4 separate regions of the Homo sapiens genome follow, and regions 1, 2 and 3 are each linked to region 4. Evidence: chromatin contacts called from ENCODE Hi-C or POLR2A ChIA-PET data. All regions are on one chromosome and are shown on one strand. Each heading gives the region's core, a stretch centred on a gene start or an enhancer-like site at or near the end of the contact. The rest is flanking DNA. Distances are from core to core; before and after follow the strand shown.

The links. A loop is a pair of places that touch in the nucleus more often than their neighbours do. ChIA-PET counts read pairs that join two places held with the same protein, here RNA polymerase II (POLR2A). Pooled maps may share reads with other maps.
Region 1: a loop to region 4 is called in a map with no recorded cell type, with 9 times the contacts of the local background. The contact joins two enhancer-like sites. A Hi-C loop is called at or near these places in 8 of 37 single-sample maps with no recorded cell type and 9 of 50 pooled maps. POLR2A ChIA-PET finds 5 or more read pairs at or near these places in 5 of 52 experiments (GM10248, activated CD4-positive, alpha-beta T cell, activated T-cell and 2 more).
Region 2: a loop to region 4 is called in a map of endothelial cell of umbilical vein, with 7 times the contacts of the local background. The contact joins the promoter of LINC03108 here to the enhancer-like site in region 4. A Hi-C loop is called at or near these places in 15 of 168 maps with a recorded cell type or tissue (B cell, CD14-positive monocyte, CD4-positive, alpha-beta T cell and 8 more), 37 of 37 single-sample maps with no recorded cell type and 18 of 50 pooled maps. POLR2A ChIA-PET finds 5 or more read pairs at or near these places in 17 of 52 experiments (AG04450, CD4-positive, alpha-beta memory T cell, GM10248 and 11 more).
Region 3: a loop to region 4 is called in a map of GM12878, with 6 times the contacts of the local background. The contact joins two enhancer-like sites. A Hi-C loop is called at or near these places in 1 of 168 maps with a recorded cell type or tissue (GM12878), 12 of 37 single-sample maps with no recorded cell type and 3 of 50 pooled maps. POLR2A ChIA-PET finds 5 or more read pairs at or near these places in 7 of 52 experiments (BJ, GM10248, HEK293 and 4 more).

The regions. Positions count from the first base shown.
Region 1 is chr1:235,044,433-235,050,957 of GRCh38, forward strand. No RefSeq gene overlaps it. Among named protein-coding and RNA genes, the nearest start is that of LINC01348, 22 kb to the right of the region's middle. RefSeq lists enhancers at 2,947-2,996, 3,710-4,004. Within about 2 kb of position 3,864, at least 29 of the 41 ENCODE cell types and tissues checked have a DNase peak (open chromatin) inside an H3K27ac peak, as active enhancers do; they include endothelial cell of umbilical vein, where a contact is called at or near this core.
Region 2 is chr1:234,975,950-234,983,163 of GRCh38, forward strand. LINC03108 (long intergenic non-protein coding RNA 3108) reads right to left here and starts at 4,827. Exons shown (of 2, transcript NR_186308.1): 1 at 4,707-4,827; 2 at 1-4,394. RefSeq lists an enhancer at 3,586-4,089.
Region 3 is chr1:234,698,156-234,705,179 of GRCh38, forward strand. No RefSeq gene overlaps it. Among named protein-coding and RNA genes, the nearest start is that of LINC01132, 22 kb to the right of the region's middle. RefSeq lists enhancers at 2,055-2,304, 2,087-2,381. Within about 2 kb of position 1,881, at least 12 of the 41 ENCODE cell types and tissues checked have a DNase peak (open chromatin) inside an H3K27ac peak, as active enhancers do.
Region 4 is chr1:234,840,452-234,846,787 of GRCh38, forward strand. All of the region lies in intron 2 of LOC107985365 (a long non-coding RNA gene), which reads right to left. Among named protein-coding and RNA genes, the nearest start is that of LINC02961, 84 kb to the left of the region's middle. RefSeq lists enhancers at 1,724-1,793, 2,593-2,712. Within about 2 kb of position 4,205, at least 15 of the 41 ENCODE cell types and tissues checked have a DNase peak (open chromatin) inside an H3K27ac peak, as active enhancers do; they include CD14-positive monocyte, CD4-positive, alpha-beta T cell, GM12878 and 2 more, where a contact is called at or near this core.

The DNA of each region.
Region 1 (6,525 bases), core at 2,614-5,113, 200 kb after region 4:
CACTGCACTCCAGCCTGGGAGACAGAGCGAGACTCTGTCTCAAAAAAAAAAAAAAAAAAAAAGACACAGACACACACAGGGGACAACCACATGAGGACACAGGGAGAACAGGACCATCCGCAAGCCAAGGAGAGAGGCTGCAGGGGGAGCTGATCCTGCTGACACCTTGATCTTGGACTTCCAGTCCCCAGGAATAGGAGAGACTCAGTTTCTGTTATTTAAGCCCCCTAGTCTGTGGTACTTTGTTACAGCAACCCTTGCAGGGAACAGTCTTCAGGCTGATAATCCTAGAGAAAGCTTGGCCCCCAAGGCTGTCCCAAATCTTCCCCAGTTCCCCCCAGGACTATCCATGTAAGAGAGACTTAGGCTCACTCATCTGAGCCAGTGACATTATGGACCCAAGAATCAAAAATAAGATGAGTTGGGAGTGAGTACGAGAAGACACAAATTTTCTTTCAAGTCATTGGTGCGGGTTTGGGAGTGGCAAAACGGGGGATGGAACTGTTTTAGTAAAGAAAAAAATAATCAAGCCATGCTGGTAGATCCCTAAACAATCTCGGCCTGTGATGACTTTGTCATTTTGAATGATATCTTTACTGATATTTGTCAGTTTCTTCTATGAACTGCAGTTTTCACAGGTAACCCTGTGAACAAATGGGTTTCCTGTGAACCAGCACGCCCACATCTTTAGAATGTAGCCAGGTCTTCTGATTTTTCATTCCCTATTTTGGCAGTCAACAGACAGGCCACTTGTCTTCGCTGCTAAGGTGGAAGAAGTAGATAAAAGGATTTATTATCTGAACATTCCGGAACCTTCCAAACAAATCTGTTTTTTATCCCCCTCTAAAAGCTGGGCCACATTTTGCAAGATGAGAAGTACATTTTCTTTCTAAACCAGCTTGTCCATCTCTGCTTGGTTTACACAAGCATTGACTCCTTATTGAATGACGATCTACTAACCCACAGAGTAGGAGATTGCTATATCAGCACAGCAGTTGCACGCTGAAAATCCAGAGGATGAAGTGAGTTTGCATCATTCATCACTAGCATTCCGTGGTCACGTTGCAGCATCTCCATCACCAGCCACCCACTGGCAGGTCCTTGGGCTGTGTGAGAAGGGGACGAGATCAGCGTCCAGGGTAGAGCCCAGAGGGAACCACAGGCAGCCCCTCTGCTCACAAGAGGGGCCCATGCTCCCCACAAATGAGGCACCCCGTGGCTGGGGCACCAGGCTCATCAGGCAGATTTCAGCCCTCACAGTTTGCACAGCCTTAGAGCCCACACAGCCCTGGACAGCATCAACCACTATGAACTCCACAGCAAAGGTAGCAGAGTGTTCAAAGTGATGCTTTGGGTTCCAAGCTACTTTCAATGGGACGGGAAATAGTCTAGAACCTGATCCACAACCTGTGAGCCTTCTCACCATCCCCACCAAAAAATATAAAGAGTGGGCCAGTTGAGAGACATGATTTTGAAGAGAAGATTGCCTGAGGGGTGTCTCTGTGGAGAAAGCTGTGCTTCCTGAAGGGAAGTGGGGGCCTCCCCTCACCTCAAATTCGTGGGTTTCCACAAAGCTTCTCAGAGAGCTCACCCTGGGATTCCCTCTCACTGATGGCAGAGAAGGCCAGAGCCCTTACCATCCAGGAAATCCAGACGGTGGGTGTCAGGCTGCAGGAGGCTGATGAAAGCCCCAACCGTGTCAGGCCTAACCCCTGGAGCCTATAAATGTGGCCTTATTTGGAAAGAGGGTCTTTGCCAATGTGATTAAATGAAGGATCTCTGGATGGGGAGATTATCCGGGATTAGCCCTAAATGAGATTACATGAACCCTAAATGCAGTTAGCCATTTCCCTACAAGAGAGGGGTAAAGGGAGGTTTGCCCAATGCAGAGGAGACGGTGATGTGACGCAGAGGTGGGGACTGAGTGATGCGGCCACAGGCCAAAGGTTGTCGGCAGACACCACGAGCCGGAATCAGCAAGCTGGGGATTCTCTCGACAGCCGCGGAAGGAGCAGGGCTGTGCCCACACCTTGATTTCAGCCCCCTGATCGTGGTTTTAGACTTCCGTCCTCCAGGACTGTGAAAGAATAAATTTCTGTGTTAAGCATCGTAATTTGTCGTAATTTGTTAGAGAACCACAGGGAACTAATGTACAGGATGACTACTGCCTGCTTTTTAAATTATTTTATTTATTTATTTATTTATTTATGAGACAGAGTTTCACTCTTGTTGCCCATGCTGGAGTGCAATGGCACAATCTCGGCTCACTGCAACCTCTGCCTCCTGGGTTCAGGCAATTCTCCTGCCTCAGCCTCCTGGGTTCGAGCAATTCTCCTGCCTCAGCCTCCCAAGTAGTTGGGATTACAGGCATGTGCCACCACACCCAGCTAATATTGTATTTTAGTAGAGATGGAGTTTCACCATGTTGATCACGCTGGTCTCGAAATCCTGACCTTAGGTGATCCACAAGCCTCAGCCTCCCAAAGTGCTGGGATTTTGGGCATGAGCCACCACACCTGGTCCTGCCTGGTTTTTTTAAATAAATTTTTGTGTGTGTGGACTGGGCACAGTGGCTCAAGGCTGTAATCTCAGCACTTTGGGAGGCAGAGGCAGGCTGATCACTTGAGGTCAGGAGTTCAAGACCAGCCTGGCCAACATGGCAAAACCCCATCTCCACTAAAAGTACAAAAATTAGCTGGGCATGGTGGCGTATGCCTGTAATCCCAGCTACTCAGGAGGCTGAGGTAAGAGGATTGCTTGAACCCAGGAGGTGGAGGTTGCAGTGAGCTGAGATCGCACCGCTGTACTCCAGCCTGGGCAACAGAGTGAGACTCCGTCTCAAAAATAATAATATTTATTTTTGTAATGACATGGGGTCTCACTATGTTGCTGATCTTGAACTCTCGGCCTCAAGTGATCCTCCCTCCTCAGCTTCCCGAAGTGCTGGGTTTACAGGAGTGAGCCACCATGTCTGGCCCTGCCTGCTTTGATGCCAGAACCAGGAGCATGCAGTGGGTTGGGGTTGGCCTCCCTCCCAGAGCTTGCGGGGGCAAGCCACACAAGAGGGTCAGAACCAGCTGAAGCCACACAGAGAGGTAACCAGCATGAGGTCTGCTAGGGGCCTGACCTATAAGACCACCTGGAGGGGCAGAAACCCTAGCAGCAAAAAGCTCGAGGTAAACCCAAGGGACCAAAGCAAAGAGTCTCAAATGATCACCAATAAGAGACTCCAGGAAGTGCAGACCCACATGGGAGCCCCGGCAGGAGAGAGGGCAGCTTTCAACCACAGCCAGACCCAAAGGATGCACAGCAAGCTGCCCATGCACCTACTCGGGTGAGAGCTGTCCTGGGCCCTAAAACCCCTCACCCAGCTCCAACCTTGGGAGAAGGGGCACAAGGAGCCACAGGAAAGGACAGAAGCCAGCCTCATCCCTTTCCCATGCAGACTTCCAGCCCTAAGCAGCCTCAGCTGGAGCAAGAAGAATGGTTTGAAGTTTTGACTAATATCTTGGCCTGGACATTGAAATTCCAAATGGAGACTGGTTTTTTTTGTTTGTTTTGTTTTGTTTTGTTTTGTTTCCATTTAAAGCAACCATCAGACAGACTATTTCCTAAGAGGAGCAGAAAAGTCCAAGCCTGCCAGGGTCTGGGAACATGAATCCGGCTGAATAAACTTCAGAGGGGCAGCACAGGACAAAAGCTAAAGTCGCCTTCCAATTGCATTGCAAGCTGTGCTCGTTCCACACACCGGTTGCACACAGGCTGGTGAAAACATCTTCAGTGGAACTGAGAGGAGCCAAGTTCCCGTGAAAGGAAAACATGCAAATCTGTTTTCAGTATCACTTTTAAGCTTCCTGAGTGGAGTCTTTGGCCTGGAATGACTCGCATTGACGTCAGCCCGAGGCAGCCATATCGCAGCAGCTGCCATCCCTTCCTCACCCGCGGCCTCCGGGGCAGAAGACACACTGGTTTTGTTTCATGGGAGATTAAAAACAGTTGCTGCTGTATCCATAATTCACAACCCCTGTGATCACCGGGGCCAGGAATACTGAGCAAAAAGCACAAGGCGTCCACATTAAAACCAAGGGCAGCCGGGCGCAGTGGCTCACCCCTGTAATCCCAGCACTTTGGGAGGCCAAGGCGGGCGGATCGCCTGAAGTCAGGAGTTCAAGACTGGCCTGGTCAACATGACGAAAACCCTGCCTCTACTAAAAATACAAAAAAATTAGCTGGGCGTGGTGGCTCATGTCTTTAGTCCCAGCTACTTGGGAGGCTGAAACACAAGAATCGCTTGAACCCAGGAAGCGGAGGTTGCAGTGAGCCGACATCATGCCATTGCACTCTGGCTTAGGTGACAGAGTGAGACTCTGTCTCCAAAAAAAAAAAAAAAAAAAAAAAAACACCAGGCCTGGTGCGGTGGCTCATGCCTGTAATCCCAGCATTTTGGGAGGCCGAGGCAGGCAGATCACCTGAGATCAGGAGTTCAAGACCAGCTTGGCCAACATGGCAAAACCTATCTCTACTAAAAGTACAAAAATTAGCTGGGCGTGGTGGTGGTGGGTGCCTATAATTCCAGCTACTCAGGAGGCTGAGGCAGGAGAATCGCTTGAACCCAGGAGGCGGAGGTTGCAGTGAGCCAAGATCGCGCCACTACACTCCAGCCTGGGCGACAAGAGCGAGACTCTGTCTGAAAAAAAAAAAAAAACAAGGGGAGACCCATAAAAAAGATGCCAGAGATGGGGATCATGGTCAGCTGGGACCCCGCCCAGGGCACTACACGCTTGCTGGTTCTCCTGAGCCTCAAGGCGATGGGATCTACACCACACATCTGAGGCTCTGATAAACTGCTGGAAACATGGGCTTATGCATGATGCTGCTTTGTTTTACGGCACTCTGTGAGGGAGACAGGGCAGGTACCCCACAGCCCGGAATGGACTCCTCTTGCCTCTGGTCTCCTACCAGAGCAGCAGTCCCCCAGGAGGAGAAAACAAGCTCCTTCCCAGGGCTGCACTGGGGCTGGTGGCAATGGTGGCAGTGTCGATGGTCATGTGGCCTGCCTTGCACTGGTGGCCAGGACCCTGACTCTACTTTGAATCTTCTGGTTCCTTCCAGCATCCAGGACAAGGCCCTGGCAGTAAAGCCCAGCTCCACACGGCTCCTGCAGCATGGAGCTGGTTCTCCTCCAAAAGTCCTGAGAGATGTATCATTTATCAAGCTGGTAGATAATTCTGCCCCTTTCTGTAGTGCCTCTCAGACATATCCCATAGGTAATTGTTGCTTGAAGCCTCTATTAAAATGTGAGGCGACAGAAGCCAGTAGACTGTGTATCCCTTTCCTTCGTTTACTCTCAGGTTAAAATGGTCTTTCTGACTAAGCCAGTGATTGGGGCATAAGGGAAGGAATGTGAGTGTGGGGAAAGGGAGGTGGGGGAGAGGGCTGGTGTGCACTGCTGCACTCCCTGTGGTTTTGAGATCCTTCAAATAGAAGCTGTGAATATGTGGCTGGGTGCAGCGGCTCATGCCTGTAATCCCAGCGCTTTGGGAGGCCGAGGCGGGCGGATCACTTGAGGTCAGCAGTTCAAGACCAGACTGGCCAACATGGTGAAACCCTGTCTCTACTAAAAGTACAAAAATTAGGTGTGGTGGCGGGTGCTTGTGATCCCAGCTACTCGGGAGGCCGAGGCAGGAGATTTGCTTAAACCCAGGAGACGGTGTTGCAGTCAGCCGAGATCACACCACTGCATTCCAGCCTGGGCAACAGAGCGAGAGACTTTGTCTCAAAAAAAAAAAAAAAAAAAGCCAGGTACAGTAGCTCACGCCTGCAATCCTAGCACTTTAGGAGGCCAAGGCGAGTGGATCACCTGAGGTCAGGAATTCGAGACCAGCCTGGCCAACGTGGCGAAACTCCGTCTCTAGTAAAAATACAAAAATTAGGCTGGGCGCGGTGGCTCATGCCTGTAATCCCAGCACTTTGGGAGTCCGAGGCGGGCGGATCACGAGGTCAGGAGATCGAGACCATCCTGGCTAACACGGTGAAACCCCGTCTCTACTAAAAATACAAAAAAAAATTAGCCAGGCACAGTGGCGGGCGCCTGTAGTCCCAGCTATTCTGGAGGCTGAGGCAGGAGAATGGCGTGAACCTGGGAGGTAGAGCTTGCAGTGAGCCGAGATCGCGCCACTGCACTCCAGCCTGGGCGACAGAGTAAGACTCCGTCTCTAAAAAAAAAAAAATATATTAGCTGGACGTGTTGGCATGCACCTGTAATCCCAGCTACTCAGGAGGCTGAGGCAGGAGAATGGCCTGAACCCAGGGGGGCGGAGGCTGCAGTGAGCCTAGATCATGCCATTGCACTCCAGTCTGGGCGACAAGAGTGAAACTCCATCTTAAAAAAAATAAAAAAATAGAAGCTGTAAACATATGGCTGTGCCTCAGGACTGCCCGGCTTCAGCACTGCTCTGAAGTCAGGGCCGGCAGAGAGCAGAGCTTACTACCAGAGGACGTGAGTGTGAATCCTGCAGCTGGCTG
Region 2 (7,214 bases), core at 3,577-6,076, 140 kb after region 4:
TCAGGAGGCACTCATCTAAAACGCAGCTAACCTCAGGAGTAGGGCACACCCTAGGTCCCATCAAATAAGAGGATTCTGCTTGGGAGTAAGCAGGGAGCAAGAGGAAGAAGGCAGGGCCGAGGGGCAGAAATGGAGGCCAGGAAAGGAAGGCACTGCAGGAGGAAGTGGGGCAGGAGAAGCTGAGCATACCCAGGCTTTGGGACACTCTTGCTGGGCTGGCCCTCAGAACATCACTGGAATAGACATAGAAAAGAAAGGGAAGCTTGTTTTAACATCAACGTTAAATGAAGAAATGCCACGAGACTTCAGAAACACCACTATGGATATGAGGGAAAAGTGAATGTGATGTGCAAATTTCACTCCCCAGCATGCACAAAGAAGCTGATTGCAGCCACATTGGCAGTCACATCTTGGCCAAAGTCCTCTGGGGACCCAGTACTATGCAACACGGGACCCGTTGGTCAACACTGAGCTCTTGGAATCCCAGTTCCCTTTAAAATCAGCGAACTAAGCCAGGATTGCAAAACGACCAATGGGACAGGATTATTATTGTGTTGAGTGGTGAAAAATGTCTTTGATCCAAAATGGTAGATACTGTAGAAGAACGAGGAATATTGAGTCTTCCATACTGAGCCTGTTTTAAATGGGCTTGGCTTGTTAATAGGCGCAGCAGGTTTGAAGACTGGGGGGTGTTTCCAGAGATCCCAAGATGATTTCAGAATGAAATGAGCTGGTGATTCCTGCAGATAAAGAGATCAGAGCACACAGCCATCCTCCAGGGCCATAAATCAAAGGACAGTCCTGTAGCAATTGTGTGGAAACACAACATTGCCATCATTTTTGCACACAAAGGACAAAAAGTGACATAATTCGTGCCCCAGAGAATCATTTTATTGCAGCCTTTTCCAGCCACCATGCCCCATAAAGCTGGGACTGGCAAACACTGGCAAACACACTGCCAGCCACACAGTCACAGCGTGTCCACAACAGCTGGGGTCCCTGTTCCCAGTCTTTCTGAGATGCACACATGCGGCTGCTTCGTCAGGCCATGTGTGTGTTCTGGCCGTGAGTGTGTATACACGTGAGCTAAAAACAAACTTGGAGAGTGGGGGACAGCCAAAAGAAAATGATGCTTCTGATTCTATACTGAAGGGTCTCCATTCTATTCCAGAGCTTCCGTAGGGCGGCATCTGCTGGAGAGCACTCTGTTTCATTTCCCCCTAAGTTTCTGCTTTCTGCTGAGGGTAGAGGTAAGGAGAGGCTGAGTAGGGAGGGTTTGGGAGGAGAAAATGAAGAAGAAAAGATGAGCTCGTTCCCGTTCCTCTTTTCCTGTACTTCTCTACTTTCATCTGTAGATCATCTAGAATAACTTGCAGATGGCTATATGCTCAGTGAACGTGTTGAGAGGCTGTATTCATTTTCCCGGGCTGTCATAACAAAGTACCACAGACTGGCTTAAACAACAGAACTTTACTTCTTCACGGTCTGGAGGCTGGAAGTGTGAGGTGTAGGTGCCGGCGGGGTTGGTTTCTTCTGAGGCCTCTCTTTGGCTTGGAAATGGCCATCTTCACCCCATGTCCTCAGATGGGCTTCCCTCTGTGTGTGTCTATGTCCTCATCTCCTCTTCTTAGAAGAACACCAGTCATATTGGATTAGGGCCCATCTTCGTGACCTCATTTGTACTTAATCACCTCTTTAAAGACCCTCACACTTGGCCAGGCACAGTGGCCCACACCTATAATTCCAGCAGTTTGGGATCACTGAAGTGATCACCTGAGGTCAGGAGTTCGAGACCAGACTGACCAACATGATGAAACTCAGTCTCTACTAAAAATACAAAAATTAGCCCGGCGTGGTGGTATGTACCTGTAATCCCAGCTACTTGGGAGGCTGAGGTAGGAGAATCACTTGAACGCTTGAACCCGGGAGGCAGAGGTTGCAGTAAGCTGAGATCACGCCACTGCACTCCAGCCTGGATAACAGAGCGAGGCTCTGTATCAAAAATTAAGTAAATAAATAAATAAAGACCTTATCACCAAATAAGGTCACATTCTGAGGTCCTGGGGGTTAGATATTCAACCACAACAAAAGCAGAGCAGGAAGAGATGTAAACAAATGTGCAGAGCCCTGGCAGAAGCTTGGCACTGTGCCAGGCAGGAGAGAGAAAAAGTGGGAGAGACATTATCTCAACGTGATTGAATGATGAAATGATAGCCCTGGTGAGTGAGTGAATAGGTGGATGGATCAATCATGAATGAATTGAATGAACATCAAAACTGCTCCCCGAATCCAGAGGACTCAACAAACTCCAGGCATACCAAGTCCAGAAGCCGAGTCCAGAGCTGACAGCCTATTCCCATCTCTATCTCCCACGGAGCTGCAGAGATCATTAGGGAACTAACGTGGCCACTGCTTCATGCCCACAGAGGCCCACCAGCTCTTTCCTAGAGCAGAACCACCGTGCAGAGAGGTGAGGCACTCCCAGATGAAATCCAGGCCTTCCCCATCTGTGAGCCCTTTCCCAAAGTGGGCTCACAGCAGCCCACAGTCACAAAGCAGAACTGAAACCCCCTACAGGCAGCATCTCAGGTCAGCTGTGCGGACAGCGCTACCTGCCACAGGCCACACCAGCTGCAGTGCGGTGACGGGTGGTGTTCTATGCCTGGGATAGTGTCACCCTGCCAAATGAGAGTGAAAGTCTCCACATCCTCCACGCCATCCCCTCAAAACACTCCCGGTGCCCGAAACTGTACCCCTAAGTAAGGAAGCCAAATTAGAGGAACAGAGAGGGAACATGCCCCTGAGCTTTCTCATCAGTGCATTCTTCCACGCACTGCAGATAATTCAGCTACGTCACTCAATTATGATTGTCTGTGCTGTGAGTGTTTACTTAATCAATCTTCAAAGAGCTTTCCAGATGGGTGTTTTGGTGACTAAATCAAGGTCAGAGTTCCTCCTGCAATCAAGCAGAGGCAGCAGGGGGCAGGCCCAGCTGACAGTCATCTGATCTCCGCAGCTGTGCACAAACTTTGAACCAGTCCAGTGTCTCTTTCAGGCTCCCCATGAACCCCAGTCCTTAGTCCACTCCTGAATTGCAACAACACACAACACAAATGCACACAGCGATGCCTCCCTTTCTTGGATGACTCTTTTATATCATGTTCCTGCACATTCTCCCTCCAGTCCAAACATAAGCAAGTTGCACAGCGTATCCATGAATCTTTCCTTTATTACAGAATCTGCACTCCAAAAGCACTGGCTTGGTATTTCCTCTGCCCCGGTAGGGATTTTTATGGGGTTTTTATTTGGTTTCATTTTTGCCATGCTTCTGAGAATGGTTCTTTTGTTCTTCCTTCACTCACCGCTTAGATCCTCCAAGGCATTCCACTCAGAAAATCACACGGCTGCTGCCCCCACTCCAAAAAAAGGGAGCTGAGAAAAACCCCCATTTTCCTATGGATTTTCAAGCCAAAAAACAATGGGCTCTGTGGACAGATGTCACCCCTCCCCCAGGCCATGCCCCTCACTGCCAGGCAGGGGAAGCAGAGGCGAAGGAGGAGGGCCCACTGCGCCCTAGGACTTGGGAATAGCTCTCAGCACCACGGTGGTGGGCTCCATTGTATGTCTTCCAGGACAGGGGCCCCTTCTTCTGGAAAGTACCCCCTCCCTAGCACAAATCAGAGTCCAGATGTGAGCAGGCATCAGTTCAGCTCTTCCCAAGCCGCAGTGTTTGAGCCAATGATGGTCACCTGGCCCCAGTGAAGGCCGTGAAGGCCCCTCTCTGTCCCTTTCTGGCAGTGAAGTCATGAGGTACAATAAGCAAAAGCTGCCATCGTGCACATTACCTGCCATAGAGAGGAAGCTTAGCAAAGAGATTTAGATCAGTATTCAGAGGAAGTTGAGGCGTGAGAAAAGAGAGAGCACGTGGCAGTGTTGGCTCCCAGTTGCAGGTGTCCAGGGTCACACAAAGCCCCCTTTTAAAAGCCCAGGCTGGTTTGACTTGCATTTCTCTCTCTAGAAGCTCTCAAGTCCTTGTTGAATATGGCAGTGACTGGATGCTGGCCATCCTACCTGAACTAGACCAGCCGAGCCTCTGCTCTGGCCAAGCAAATGGGAGGAGATGGAGGGAGAAAAGAGGAAATGGGAGAGACTGGGCCGGAAGAAGAACCCCTGTCCAAGGTGATGGAGGGCGTCGGAACACAGAACACCTGTAGCAGTTTTGCAGAGGGCTTCCAATTCTTTATCAAGCCTGCACCCGACTCTTAGGTTATACAGTCTTAGGCACAAGCAATTATCTGAATAATTGGAGTGTTTCTTAGAAGAGGTTTTAGGTGTCAGCAGCGATGTCTGTTCAGACGGCACACTAGTGACAGATCCTTGGAAAACTCCATGCTCTAGAAGAAAAAGCCAATCCTGACTTTTCACTTCGGAATGTCTCAGCTCCCCACCTGACCCTCTCCTATCGTATCATTGGCTAAATAGACAAAGGGACCACAAGAAAACTACCTCCTCCTTCAACTGCCTCCTCCATCAGTCTAGCGCCTGCCTAGGTGGAGCCCCTGAGAACTATGCTGCTCCCCCAAATGCAACTCCCACAAAGGAGGGAGCTCTTGAGGCAGGCACAGATCCAGGATTTGCCTCGGCTCTCTATGTCACTAGCCTCTCTCAGCTGAAACCACAGGAAGGCCTCAGGTCAGAAGGCTTACCCAATGTGAAGCAAGGTCATAGGGTCCAGCTGAGCCCCCTCACTCATCCAAAGGGGTCAAGGGAGGGCCAGCGGCTACAAGGGGTCAGAGCCTCAGGTTTGACTCCAAGTTCAAAGAATCTAGCTAAAGCCACACTGTGCCCCCTGGCACCACCCTCAGAAACAGATCCAATCCTGAGTCAGAGAGGAAGCAGACACTCACTGAATCACGCATCCACTTCCTCCTACCCACAGCCGCTCAGCCAAGACCAGCAGCCGCTTCCAAGGGACAAATTAGTGACTGACACTCGGAAAAGTTGATGCTGTAAAGGAGAGCAAGCAGGGCGCCACGCACGCGGTGTGAACCACCAGGACCGAGTTTACTGTGGCTCCCCACCCCCTGCATTTTTCAGAGTAAAACTGCACATTTTGTAACAGCCCCTATCCTGTCCTGCACTGACCTTGGCTGTGTTATTTTTCACTTCCCTGTTCAGAACACAGCCACACTTTCCAAATGCCATGAATCATCACCACCGAGCAACGGCCATTTAGCAAGGCAGGAAACCACTGCGCACCAGGCCTGGAAGGAGTAGCTCCCTGCAGTGGGCCTCTCCCACCCTGGCTGTTCGTCGTGGCAAGAGTCCACCACGGAGGCTGGCAGGGCAGAGTTGCCACCCCATGTTCTCAGTTTCTCCACCATCGTCCCTGGGGGCTTCCAGTTCCCCCTTGCACTAGGTCACAGGCAGCGTTAGCCATCTTCTGACTTTCCCGAAGCCTCTCTTGGTTGCATTGGCTGAAATGAAGCTGTCACCTTCCAATCTCGGAAGGGAGAGAAATTCTTGGTGACATTGGCTGAAGTGAAGCTGTCATCTTCCTATCCCAGAAAGGAAAGAAATGGGGAGACCCATTCGAGACCAAGGGAGGCCAGGCGCCATGGCTCACGCCTGTAATCCCAGCACTTACGGAGGCCGAGGCAGGCAGATCGCTTGAGTCCAGGAGTTCGAGACCAGCCTGGGCAACATGGTGAAACCCCGTCTCTACTAAAAATACAAAAATTACCCAGGCTTGGTGGTACATGCCTTTAGTCCCATTTACTTGTGGGGCCGAAGCAAGAAGATCCCTTGAGCCAGGGAGGTCAGGTAGATTAGATCAGGTGGATCTTGCACAGACATCAACAAGACATGGGACGTGCATTCTGCCTGCAAGTGGCCTTGCAGTTATAGGCAAATGTCATCCTGTCATCCTTTATGACCAGAGCCATGCAGGCTTCTAGATGCCATTCAACCAGTTCCTGAAAGTAGTCACCGGTGAGTCCATAAATCAATCAATCAACAAAATATTATTACCCTCAAATGGTTATCAAACTGTTCTGTGCTAGGCACCTGGCACCATGGCTCTCTGAATAACATATGTCTGCCTTCATGCCAGCCTTAGTTCCTCATGTAGTAATGATATCCTCATATGAAGTCATTATTTTTGCCTCTATTTAACCATAAACAGTACCATTCAAAAGTAAAATGATCTAGGAAAGGCAAATCAATACAACAATAAAACATCAGTTTTAACCTATCAGATTGGCCAAAACTTTAAATATTGTCAATGGCTAGTGTTGGCCAGAGAGTGTGGAAATGGGAACTCTCCTTATTATTGGTAGATGTTTAGTGTTATACATTTTCTGGGAGAAATTTGACCCTGTACATTAAAATTATTCATGAGTACTCTTTGTCTTCTTAATTTTAAAACTAGGAATTTATTCTCAGTTGAGCCACCAGAAAAAAATTGCACAGATAGTCATCACAGTGTGGCAAATAAATCTAAAAAATAAATAAAGCTGAAACAACCTAGAAGTGATTGAGTCAGTGACTTATAGTATGTTTAATCATATGCTATGCAACCATTAAACATAATGTTGGAAATCTACATCCAAAGCCATAGGAAGATATTCACATGGATCATTCTGATAGATAAAAAGTAGGAGCTGATACAACATTTGCAGCCCATTTATGTAAAAATGTTGTTGTGAGGGCGTATTCATAAAAGAGACACCTGGAGGCTTATCAAATCGTTGACAGTGGTCACCTCTGCAGAGTGGGATTTGGGGATGATTTTTACTTTCCTCACATTTTCTGTATGTCTTAAAATTGCCTACAATACATATGAAGCATACTTACAGTCAGAAAATATACACACATTGGCCTGGCGTGGTGGCTCACGCCTGTAATCTCAGCACTTTGGGAGGCCGAGGTGGGTGGATCACCTGAGGTCAGGAGTTCGAAACCAGCCTGACCAATATGGTAAAAACCCGTCTTTACTAAAAATACAAAAATTAGCCCAGCGCAGTGGCATGCACCTGTAATCCCAGCTACTCGGGAGGCTGAGGCAGGAAAATCGCTTGAACTAGGGAGGCGGAGGTTGCAGTGGGCCGAGATCATGCCACTGCACTCCAGCCTGGGCAACAGAGCAAGACTCTGTCTCAAAAAAAAAAAAAAAATTTAAAAAGAGAGAAAATATACACACATTTCTTTTCATT
Region 3 (7,024 bases), core at 631-3,130, 140 kb before region 4:
CATGAAAGACTCGTGTGCTCACTGCCTCCTCTTCCCTCAGTGTCCACATTCCCACCACCACTGTGGTCTAATTTCAGCCCCATCATTCCCCTTCTCCACCCCCATCCTGCCTTGCCTCCTGACTCTAGTCTCTCAAATGCAAACCCTCAGTGTGATCCCCTATGCTTTCCTTATTTTTTCTCCCTATATCTAGTAGGTCACTAGATTTGGTCAATCCTGTCCCAGAAACATCACCTGGCTTTGCATTTCCACCATCTTAAAGTCAGTTCCCACCTCCCACACCGTCTCGGATCAGGACCATCATGACTTGTCTCCCTGCTCGGTCTTGGCCTCTCAGATCCATCTTCACACCCAACTCTGCTTAAAACTCTCAGGGGTCCTTCATCATCTCCAGGACAATGTCTGAACCCCTAAGCATGGCACATGGGGTCCCGCCTGTGGCCTCACACTTACCCTGCTGGGGTCCATGCACACATGAGTGCAACGCATGACTTCCACACCAGGCCCCGATCCCCTGCCACCCTCCCTCTAGCTAGACCTCCCTTGCCCTTTCACTTTGGATTACACTCCCTGTCCTCCCATAAGACCCAAATCAAGTATCGTTGCCTTGGTAAAGGCTTTCCCAACCGCCTGCTCAGGGGCCCACAGCACTTTGCTGACACTGTAACTTACCTTCGGGAATGTAGCCTCCTCCACTGCAGTAGGCTGCAGATGGTGGGGATCTTAACCAGGGTGACGGCCTCAGCACTTGGCATGGAGTCAGGCTCATAACAGGTGACCAAATACCACATGCTGTGCAATTAATAAAATGAAGGAAGATGCCGGACGCAGTGGCTCAAGCCTGTAATCCTAGCACTTTTGGAGGCTGAGGTGGGTGAATCACTTGAGGCCAGGAGTTCAAGACCAGCCTGTCCAAAATGGTGAAACCCTGTCTTTACTAAAAATATTTAAAAAATTATCCAGGTGTGGTGGTGCATGCTTGTGATCCCAGCTACTCAGGAGGCTGAGACAGAAAAATCGCTTGAACCCAGGAGGCAGAGGTTGCAGTGAGCCGGGATCGCTCCTCTACACTCCAGCCTAAGTGACAGAGTGAGTGAGACTCTGTCTCAAAAAAAAAAAAAAAAAAGAAAGAAAGAAAGAAAGAAAGAAAGAAAGAAATGGGCCAGGCATGGTGGCTCACTCCTGTAATCCTAGCACTTTGGGAGGACAAGGCAGGCAAATTGCCTGGGCTCAGGAGTTTGAGACCAGCCTGGTCAACACAGTGAAACCCCGTCTCTACTAAAATGCAAAAAAAAAAAAAAAAAAGATTAGCCAGGCATGGTGGCATGCACCTGTATTCCCAGCTATTTGGGAGGCTGAGGCAGGAGAACTGCTTGAACCAGAGAAGCGGAGGTTGCAGTGAGCCAAGATTGCGCCAGTGCACTGCACTCCAGCCTGAGTGACAGAGCGAGACTCCATCTCAAAAAAAAAAAGAGGGAAGAAATGCTTTGAGAACCGCTGAACCCAGAGGAGGCCCCATGCCTGTCCCCACAGTGATACTTCACTATAGACATGAGGGCTAGAGAAAGTCCAGAGGCTGCAAAGAAGGTCTAAGTTTGGTTCAGCTAGTGCTTCTCAGCTCACTGAATTGACAGGCTTCATGGAGAGGAAGACTTTGCCCCACATAGAGGTGAGCCACAAGTGTGCACTTATTGCCATGTCTGTTTAGGGCAGGGCCATACGGAGATAAGCATGTCAAAATAAGCCTTGAGAGTCTAGCTAAGCAAGAACTAGGACAGGTTGGAAGAGGGAGGCACAGGACAGAGAAATAGCCCATTCAGCTTTGCAGACACTCCCCTGGTGGGCTGAGCCCTGTGGCCCTAGTGGGTGGAGGTTTCCCAAGACAAATTCCACGAAGGGACTTTGGAAATCCAGAGGCCTGACCTGAAGGCAAACTGGCAAAGCAGTGCATCGCCAAACAGCAGACCTTGTGGTTTACAGCAAAGACCAAAGGGAAGCTTAGGATTTGGAGACCTTCATGGCAAGAGTAATGAAAATAAAATCTGCTCTGCTCAGAGCAGTTCGGAGAGAAACAGGCCCAGCCACATGGAACCAGAACAGATGGGCTGTACAGGAGGGATGTTCATCAGCACTGCTATGGGGGAGGGAACATGCACAGGCTTGCATGTCCCCGTCAGGGATTCTAGGTGACACTATCAACATGTGACAGCTGACACGGAGGTGGCATCAACAGAGGTTAATGGATGACTCAGAGGCATTATTTATTACTGTTATTTTTGCCCTCCCTCACAGTGGTTTATAGAAAGTGCTTTGTCAAGATTTCCAGACCCAGCCATGTACAAATGACATAAGGCAGATTCTCAGGGGAGCCCCTCTCTGACTCAGGGCTGTGAGCTAGCAGGCAGCAGGGAAGCACAAAGCGTTGACTGAGCAGCACCAAATCAAAATGGCAAATGATACTCTGGCCCCTACCACAGCAAGCAGGCAGCCTAAAGCCCAAGGGACTGGAGAGGATGGGTCAGGATGGGTCCTGTACCCATCTGCCGCAAAGGAGCAAGCATTCTTCAAGGTGACCAAACCTGGATTTGTTTAAAAATATCAGCAAGTCAGGTGCCCTAGTAATGGCAGTACATATAAATTACACTTGGAAACATTTGCCAAAGGACTGATCAATCCCATGATTTATTCAGGGTGATCTATATCAGCAAAGATGGTAGAAATTCCAGGCCATTGCACAGAAAGTTTAACATGTGTGGTAGAACTAGGATCTTTCTCTTACTAAAAGGAACGCTCTAACGAGAGTGATACTGCAGCAGTTTTTTCTTTGGATCTATCTATTTACCTACATATCTATTTATTTATCATCTATCTATTGTTGGAGACAGGGTTGGATTGGGCAAGAAGAAAAGGCATTTGCCTGGATGTGCATCAATAGATAATAACAGAAGCTTTCTAGAACCTCAGAATCTTTCCCTTTATTCATGTATTTGCATGTTCTGTTGTTTCTTTCTTTCTGCTGTGTGTGTGTGTGTGTGTGTGTGTGTTTGTGTGTGTGTGTGTGTGACAGAATCTCCCTCTGTCGCCCAGGCTGGAGTGCATTGGTGTGATCTTGGCTGACTGCAACCTCCGCCTTCCAGGTTCAAGCGATTCTCCTGCCTCAGCCTCCTGAATAGCTGAAATTACAGGCGCCTGCCACCATGCCCAGCTAATTTTAATATTTTTTAGTAGAGACGGGGGTTTGCCATGTTGGTCAGGCTGGTCTCGAACTCCTGACCTCAGGTGATCCACCTACCTCGGCCTCCCAACGTGCTGGGGTTATAGGCGTGACCTACCACGTCTGGCCTCTTTCTGCTTACTTTTGAGGCACAGGTCCTTCTTTTGGATTTAGAAACCCAAAGGGGTGAGTGATCACATTATGACTTGGATTTTTAGTTCCCTGAGTCTGAACTTGCCTACTAATATGCTATCATATGCCCAAATTATTTTTGTGCAAAGTTCATCAAGCTTCTCCAGGAACCAAGGGAACCAGAAGATGGGTTTTGTTATCGCTTACAAGCTGACCCTGGAGAAGGTCACTGAGCCACTGGGGTGTTGCTTGAGCTGTAAGTATCTCTGTGGCAAGCTCCAGAAGTCAGTGATATTCTGAGATGGGCATAAGTATCTTGAGAGGAACAAACCCATGCTGAAGTGGGGTGGGGCTCAGGACGTGCTTTCCCTTGGGCACCATGTTGTTAGACCACTTGTAGTGTGGTTGGCCATGTTTCTTTACACCCGCACAGCCTCATGATAAATAGTCACTGCTAGCAGCTACTCTGCACCATCTGGGGCCTGTAGCAGCTGGAAAAGTGATGAGGTAAGGGTGAGTGGCTAGAAGGGAGAAGGGGCCAGAGGGTGTCCAGGCTGCCAAAACCAATCTGAGACGATCATAAGCATGGCCCAGCTTCTTCTTATGAACTGAGTTTTCCTTCATTATGAGCCAAACCCAAATCGTACCCTTTGCAGAACCTACCTATCTATTTGGGGCATGAACTGCATGCACAGCTGTGCTTGTGATAAACAGGTTAGATCTGGAAGATCTCGGAAGAAAACATAATCTGGGCTGATGCAGTCCAGTGGTTTCTCAGCCAAGGGGGTTGGATAGAGGCAAGGCCAGGAGAAGAGGGAACAAAACTTGAGCTCATCGTACCAAAGGGACACAGCCTTAAGGACAGCAGTATTCCAATCACATGATAGCATTACAGGAAACAGTAAATGGAGAAGCCAATGAGAAGGCCTAGGATACTTCTTTGGAAAAACCTAACAAGGCCCTTGAGCCTCAGCCAGGATTATACAAGGCCCGTTCGCACTTGGCTGAAGACTTGACTCTGGGGAGAACTTATGATCAAACACTCCCTGGATATGTGCTCATAGGAATGATGAACATTTCTGATTCTGGAGCTACTCTGGGGCCAAGCAGAGATCCAAGATCCCTTTGGTCTAAGTAAGCAGAACAGGGGTCCTCCCAACCTCCTGGCCCTCATGTGCAGGGAGGTTGTTGTCAGCTCATGACTTCAAGTTGGCTGCACCAAGCTTCTCATGACAGTCTGGAGAGCTCGTCTCGGTGTTACAGGCAGTAGTCATCGCAGCTGGGTTATGAGAGGGTAACAGAGTCAGGGAAGAATTTAGGGCACTGGGAGGAATTAAAAGATAGGCTTCATCAGAGTCACCAGCGCTTTCCTGCTTTTAGGATATGTAATTACAATGTCTGTATTCAGTTAAAGATCCAGCTTCCTGTACTGACTCAATCCACAATAGCCCTTCCCTCTGGCTGCATTTCTATAGTACATGCATTGCCTTGAATCGTTCCTGAATATTTCCTGTACATACCACACTCTTTTCATTTTATTGTATTTCATTTTATTGACAGAGTCTTGCTCTGCCACCCAGGATTTAGTGCAGTGGCATGATCATAGCTCAGGGCAGCCTCAAACTCCTGGACTCTCATGATCCTCCCATCTCAGCCTCTTGAGTAGCTAGAACTACAGGTGCACATCACTACACCTGGCTAATTTTTTTTCTTATTTTTAGTAGAGGTGGGGTCTCCCTATGTTGCCCAGGCTGGTCTCGGACTCTTGGCTTCTAGAAATTCATGCGCCTTAGCCTCCCAAAGTGTTGGGATTACAGGCATAAGCTCACCGTGCCTGGCCTCTTTTTATTTTAATAATCCTATTATCTCTCTTGCTATGTGCCTGTAATGGAATTTGAAGAGAAGTAAATAATAGTTCTTGTCATAAAGGAGTTTATAGTCCAGTGAAAGAAATGGGTGCATAAATAATAGCATCACTAAGGAAGAGCAGAGACGGAGCCTTGGGGGCTAGATTGGCCAGTGGGGTTCACAGGCGTAGGAACTGGACTAGGATGTTTTTCACCAGAGACCATGGGTGTGATTTTATACCAAAAGCCGGAAGTATAGGACAGATGAGGCATTATTGTGGAAAATCATATAGAAATCTAAAACCAATGAAGCTAAAGTGGCCAGAAATTGGAAATAAAGGGGTGGGGAACAAAGGATAGGAGACCTGGAGCTGGGAACAGTGAAGAGGGGGCTGGAGCTCCTGCCTAAAAGAGCTGGTGTTCACAGCTTTTGGGGGCCACCAGGAAAAAGTATGTGGGTCAGCTGGACTTGAGGGATCAGGGATAGAGTGACAAGAGGAAAGAGATTTAAGGGATGCTTACGAAGCAATTGGATAGCAGGCATGAAAGAGAAGGAGGCACTCAAGATAATCCTGAGGTTCTAGCTGAAGGCTGCCCGGGAGATCATGATGATCACATAAACTGTTACAGAAGCAAGCTTGAGGGGGAAGGGGATGAGTCCATTTGGGTCATGTTTATTAAAGGTTTTCAAGGGACATCCAGGTAGACTCACTGCTTGATAGGTAGTTGGAAATACAGTTTCTGCACCCCTAAGGTTTAAGTCAAGACTGGAAATCTGCCTCTGGGAGTTGTCAGCCAGGGGAAGCAAACGATGTTTGCTCAGAGAAAGTGAAGAGCTGGTCCCAAGACTGAAACTCAGAGATCATCACATCCCAAGAGCAGGCATGAGCACAGGAGCCATCCCGGTGCTGGCAGAAGCTGAGCCGGAACAATGGCGGAACACTGAACCGTAGCAATGTGGAGGATGGGAAAGTAGGGACAGTGAATGCAGCCTTTTTATAAAATGAAGATTGGTGCCAAAGGGAAGGGGTGAAGTGGAGCAGTAGTTTGAGAGGAAGGCAGAGTTGCTGACACATTTTTGAGAATCATCAGGGTCTAGTCATGTTTGCAGGACATGGAAAAGGGGCGCCAGATGAGGAGACAGGATTGAGGGCTGAAGATAGAGCTGCGCTCACAGAGGGCTGGAGGTCTCAAAGGAGGGGCAGGGAGGAGTCAGGTGGCAAGGTAGCCTCTAAAGAGCTTCCACCCTTCTGTCTCTAAGGTGAAAGATGGATAGAAGCTGGGTGAAGTGGTGGAGCTACCAGGCAACAAAACACAACCCTGCTCTTGGGAGTGTGTGTGTGTGTGTGTGTGTGTGTGTGTGTGTACGCGCACATATGCGTGTATGTAATGCAAACCATGCTATCTTGCACTTAGGGGTCAGTCTCTCTACGTGTTTCGACCATGGCCATTTCCTCTCCCTTAGACAGCAATCTCATTGAAGGCACGAACTGTGGCTTCAGCTTCTTTTGTCGTCCCAATAGCACAAAGTGCAAGAATTGAGTGAGTCGTGGATGCACCTGACCCTGATCATCATTGATTGCCTTCTGTCTCTCAGATGACCTAGGTAAGTCTTTAAGAAGCATGGAGTATCAGGACTCATCATCTTTTGAGAGCTGGGCTCTGCCTTTGAAAGTTATTTGTATCATCCTGGCACATCTTGCAAGCATTAATTTAATAGGAAGAAGTTGGGGAGAGAAACCCAACATAGAGTTGAAACCTAACAATAGTCACTTGGTGGAAAGAGAGGATATTTAAAAAAAGCAAAGACAGTTTTCTTTCCTCTAAGTTG
Region 4 (6,336 bases), core at 2,955-5,454:
TTTGAGCATTTATTTGTTACTGCTACTAGTGTTACCCTAAGTCATGCAACAACTGAAAGGCAGTGCCAGAAGGCCATTAGGTTTCAAAGCATACAGAGTAGCATGAAGACACCAGGGCCATTAGTCTTTAAAGCCCGTGCCCACATAATCATAGCAAAATAGCCCCCAAACCATACTATAAGTCTACTGTTTACCTATGGTCTTACCCAGCCACCAGCCCAGAGTGGGGCTCTGGACTGAAGCCAAGTGGAGAAACAAGTGGCATCAATGCACCTAGCATGCCCCCAGCTATGCAACACCTCCCCAGCCACCCTTCTCTGCACAGGAGCTGAAGGTGAGCATGGCTCCCCAGACAGACTATCATGGCCAGCAGTGTCAGCAGGAATCTCTATCCCAGGGAAGGCTCTGAGAGCTCTAGCTTTACCTCCAATCCTCCTCCATCATCAAACTCAGCACTGGCTCTGCCTGGAGTCATATTTACATAACCAAACATGACCCCCACCACACTTCCAACCCACCCACCTCCCTGAGGCCATTGGCGGTGTTCGTGGCATCCTTCTTGCCTGCCACAGTGGCTGAGCTGAGCTGGGGCCACTTCCCACACTGACTCATGCCCTTGGCCCTTATCTAGTCACACTGCCCAATGGGGAATGTGATGAGCTCCCTGAGAATCTTGAGGGGGCTGTCTAGTCCCAAAGGGGCTGGAGACTCTGGATAGGAATTTGGGCTATAAAAATTCTCTACATTTTAGAGGATATTTTATCTCCTATAAAGCTCCCAATGTTTTATAGATTTGGCCCTGTCATAGTGATTGGCAAAACTGGATCTGACAAAAAAAATTTTTGAGCTATGCCAATAACTGTGATTCCTCTTTGTTACTCATTGAGTGTAAGGCGTGGAGAAATATTGTTTCTGCCATTCACCAGGTATAGGCTTTGAAAGAGCAGAGGTGGGGTCTGTGTGTATTTACCACTGCATCATCAGATCCAGATCTCAGCAGACTGCCTGGAACACGGCCAGTGCTCAGAAATATTTGTTGTCTAAGAGTAAGGGGCCCTCTTCATGAGCCATGGAGAATTGGAAAGCCATAATTTTGGAGGAATATTAAATTTTGCTTCAAACATAGGTATAGTCTTTGGCTAATTTGTCCAGACATGGTCCCTGCAAGTTCGAAAGGGATGTGACAGGTAACCCTACAAATAAGGGAAAAGATGCAAAGGGAGAGGATTCAAGCATTCCCGAAGACATCTGGGACCACAAGGAGAGGAAGCATTAATCTCCGAACTGTTCATTAACCCCTGCACTCCCAGACCACGCAATTTTCTAACACTCTCTCAGGAGAGGAGAGCGTGCTGGTGACAGATATAACATCGCGTGAGGCATCACAAGAGTTAGTAAGAACCAGGTCACTGCCCACTGCCTGATTTCTATGAAGACAGCATAGCTGGTCAGTGGTCAAAAAACAGAAGTGGGCCCCAACCCCGGAGACAAATGAGGAACTCCCCAGTCAAAGCCAATCGCAGTCTACTGGGGGATGAAAACAATGTACTTATGTGGTAAGCCTATAAAGAGGTGCTTTTCTGATATTTTCTAAAACCTAAGCTTTTTTTTTTTTAATTCTACACAAGGAAGTGTTACACAGAGGCCCTGTTACAGCTGTTGCTTCACAAAAGTTGCATCAGTTTTCAGTGGCAATATTAGCATTTAACTGTGCTAGAGCACCAATAGACACACACATCCTGAGAAATCAAGTAATTCATTTCCTCTTTCAATTCTAAGTATTTCATTGATGCATCCTTAAGTCTCTACGAAATGTGTTAATTTCCAGGGAAGAAAGGTAATCAGTAATGCTATTCTAAAATAAAACAACTAATTAAATTTTTTTTAAAAAAGAAGACAGAAGTAGAATCATTGCGACTATTTCTTGATTAAGTAGCCTAAGTACATTCATCAGTGGTGTCGTTTTCTGGTTTCCAACAACATAATTTTGTTTGTTGATTATTTTATCCAAAGATATTGCTATACTAAATATCCTGCCAACAGATGTTTCCTCCGGTTTATAGATGTTCACACTTGGTCCCAGACTCTCTTCTAGGTGCTGAGGATACAGCCGTGGACATCTAGCCCCAGTGCAGCTTGTATTCTGATGGGATAGGAGGTGAACCCCAGCAACTGAGCTCCTTTGTTCATGGCAATAAGCCGCCCAGAGCTGACTCCCATTCGGCTGACCACACTGGCTGTGAGCTGCAGCATTTCGGCTTCACGTCCAGGACCTCAGAAGTACAGCAGGAAACTTGACCTAGTCCTCTTCCAGACTTCAGGCCCTTCCCTAACCCCAGCAAGACCAGCCAACAGGTTTCAGCTCCCAACACAGGGCGGATCTCAAACATAACAGGTGACTCAAATGCAGTCTGCGATAGAGTTGGCGCTTTGATGAGTGTCTGGCCCCAGGAGAAGGATTTCAGAAAGCTCAGTTCACAGCACACATCTGGAGGGGCATCCTCAGGGCTTGGGTTTCTGGCAGGCATCTGGGCTGAGGGACTAGCAGGGCTGTCTATGCGCTCACACAGGAAGCCCCGAGAAACATGCCACCCGTGGCAGCCAGCTGGGCTTTCCGCAGAGCCAGGGTTCTGTCCCACTTGTGAGCTGCTTATCTCATCCTCCACCCACACCCCAGGGAGGCAGTGAAGGGCTTTCAGGCAGGAGCAGCCTCATAAGCACTATAATAATGTCAGTTGACTTGAGTTGACTAATATCATGACAGCGTGTTGCAGTCTTCAGAGAAAGATACTAAAATGGTTGTGCTATTACGGATCTCAGAGCATTAAGGAAAGTTGACCAGCTTTCACTGGGCTGAACCAAGGGGTGAAGCAGTCAGAGACAAGGCTGGGACTTTCCTGTTTCTGTAAAACATACTTCTTTCCATTCAAAAAGTTTTGGACAGGCAATATGCAAAAAGACAACTGCTGAATGATTCCACTTGTATGAGGCACCTAGAGGAGTCAAAGTCACAGAGACAGAAAGTAGAATGGTGGGTGCCAGGGACTAGGGGGAGGGGAATGAGAAGTTCGTGTTTAATGGGTACAGTTTCAGTTTGGAAAGATGCAAAGGCTTCCGGGATGATGGTGATGTTTGCACCATAATGTGAATGTACTTAATGAATGCCACCAAATGGTACGCTTAAAAATGCTTCAAATAGGCCAGGTGCAGTGGCTCATGCCTGTAATCCCAGCACTTTGGGAGGCTGATGTGGGCGGTTCACCTGAGATCAGAAGTTTGAGACCAGACTAACCAACATGGAGAAACCCCATCTCTACCAAAAATGCAAAATTAGCTGGGCATGATGGTGCACGCCTGTAATCCCCGCTACTCAGGAGGCTGAGGCAGGAGAATCGCTTGAACCCAGGAGGCAGAGGTTGTGGTGAGCCAAGATCGTGCCATTGCACTCCAGCCTGGGCAACAGAGCAAGACTCTGTCTACAAAAAAAAAAAAAAAGCTTCAAACGGTAAATTTTATGTTGTGTATATTTTACCACAATTAAAATGTATGGAAATATTTATTCTGATTCTTCAGTTAGATCATTTGTGGGTTAAATATGCCCCATGTAGCATTTCTTTCTGTAAATATACTGCCCCATCCCCCACATGGTATTAGACTGAGATTCCTAAGGGTAGAAACTATTTATCATTCATCTTTTTAGCCCCACTCCACCCAGTACAAAGCTCTATATAACATACCACTGGATAAATGTTATTTAAAGAAAAAAATGGATGAACAAGTGAACTCAGAATTCCCATACCGTTGCACCACGTTTTTTTCTAAACATGTGTTCACAGAATAGTAGCAGCAACAATGAGCATTATGAATGCCCTGTATTCAGAGTAAATAAGACTGTCAATCCAAAAGAAAAAGAAATAGTTAAGTGCATATATCTAGCCATATTGAAAGTTTCCTACCCTAAGTCCCCAGACAGCCCTCACTTGACTCTCATGAGTAGTAGGAGTGATAAACGAATGAATAAATGAATGACTTTTCTTCCTGGTCCACAGGCTTAGATTTTCCCAGTCTGGATATCAAGGGCATTCCATGCAGTGAGACTTTAAAGTCTCTAGAGAGGGACAGGAACCACCTGAAGTTGTTTCAGCTTAGACGTCCCTTTCCTTAGTAGCTCCTTCCTCCAGGGTGAGGCAGGAAGTGATCGCCAGCTGCCTCCCTGTTGACCAGGCTATGAAACCTTTTACAGTCACTTGGCTTCACTTCTGTGCTGTTTTTTTGGGTGAAGACTTTCTCATTTTCTGGTAAAGCAGATATTTAAGGGGCAGGAAACTCAACATCAAAAGACCGGAACAGAAGAGAGAAATCCTTGCATTATTCGGAACCAGCGAGTATGTATGGTGCAGGCAACTGAAACACCCTCTCTCTCTGCCTTTTTTTTTTTTTTTTTTGCATTGAACACTCTCAGTGTCTTCAAATTCCTAAGATTTTTTTCTTAACATCTCACATTTTATTAAATAAATCCAACCGCTGTGTATCACCGTCATTCTTAGCAAAGAATACATTAGCTATTTTCTTTGCAAAACAAAACCTAACTCTCATCTAAATAAAATCTACATGCAAAAGTAAGTGATATTTTCTGATCAGTACAATAGAATTGCCGTAAGTTTGGTCAAGGCTCTTGGCCTGCTTTCTAAAGATGTCCCTAGTATCTAGAGAGATCTCAAAATCTGTAATCATCGTGGGAAAACTTTTTCTGTGTTCAGAAATTCAGGATGACAAGAACTATCATTTTGGCAATATCTTAGAGGAGAATCTGAAAAGCTTCTGGCCACAGAAACGCCTAAATATGCTGTAGAAAAATAATAAGTGTGGTGTTAAAAGCACAGCTGAAATGAGTGAAGGAAATCCCAGAGACTGAGTATAAAGAAGGTCTGAGCACAAGAAAAAGTGCTGACACTTGGCTGCCTGAGCAGTGGGAGATCCGCTGAGGGAAAACAAGGTCACCTCAAGTTTCATAACCACAGACCACACTTCACATGGGTTTGGAGCTTAAGTTTACTCACCTGTATGGTCTAGGAAAGCTACGTCAATTAATTAACATAAAAGGAGTCCCAATATCACAAGAGCACTTGCCAAAACAAATAAAAAACTTCTCTATAGAAACCAATCTTCAACCTCTGCCACACAAGATTCCCATAGTGAGCACATTCTTTTAAATAGAAGCTCACAATCGAAAATTACAAAATGCGTTTAGAGACATGAGCAAGAGTGCACTACAAACAAGAATAAACAGACACAACGGGCGGCACAGGTAATGAGTCCCCAGAACCCCCAGAACATCAGCTAATAGAACTATCAGAAGGAGGATATGAATTGTTGTTAACATAACTGAAATGTAAAAGGAGAAATCAAAATTTTGAGAAAATAAATTTAAAAGACCAGGCATATTTGAAAAAGTACCATATGTTACCTCTAGAAATGAAATGTGTAACATTAAAAATAAAAACTTAATAAACGGGGCAAAGATTGCCAAAGAGAGAATTGATCATCCAGGAAGTGGTTTGGAAACAAATTACCTAGAATGCAACACAGAAAGATAAAGATATTTCTTACATGAAAGAGAACTTAAATACATGGAAGATGAAATGAGAAGCTCTAGCATGCATTACATAGGAGCTCCAGAAAGAAAGAATGGGGTAAGAGGCAATATTTTAAGATAGTGTCTGACAGTTTTCTAGAACAAGATGAAAATCAGATTCAGGTAGCATAATTAGTTCAAAACGAGATATAAAAATCTAGAGGCATTATAAGGAAAAGCTGCCAAAGGGCAAAATCAATTGGGAAAAAAAAAAGAAAAGATTACTTTCAAAGAAACAACAGTTTGACAGCAGACTTAAAAAAAAAAAAAAACTTTTACTTTAGGTTCAGGGGTACATGTGAAGGTTCGTTATATAGGGAAATTTGTGTCACGGGGGTTTGTTGTACAGACTATTTCATCACCCAGGTATCAAGCCCAGTATCCACTAGTTATCTTTTCTGCTCCTCTCCCTCCTCCCACCCTCCACCTTCAGGTAGACCCCAGTGTCTGTTATTCCCTTCTTTGTGTTCATGAGTTCTCATCATTTAGCTCCCACTTACATGTGAGAATGTGTGGCATTTGGTTTTCTGTTCTTGCATTAGTTTGCTTAGGATAATAGCCTCCAGCTCCATTCATGGTCCCACAAAGGACAAGATCTCATTCCTTTTTTATGGCTGCATAGTACTATATGATGTATGTATACCACATTTTCCTTATTCAATCTGTCATTGACGGGCATTTAGGTTGATTCCACATCTTTG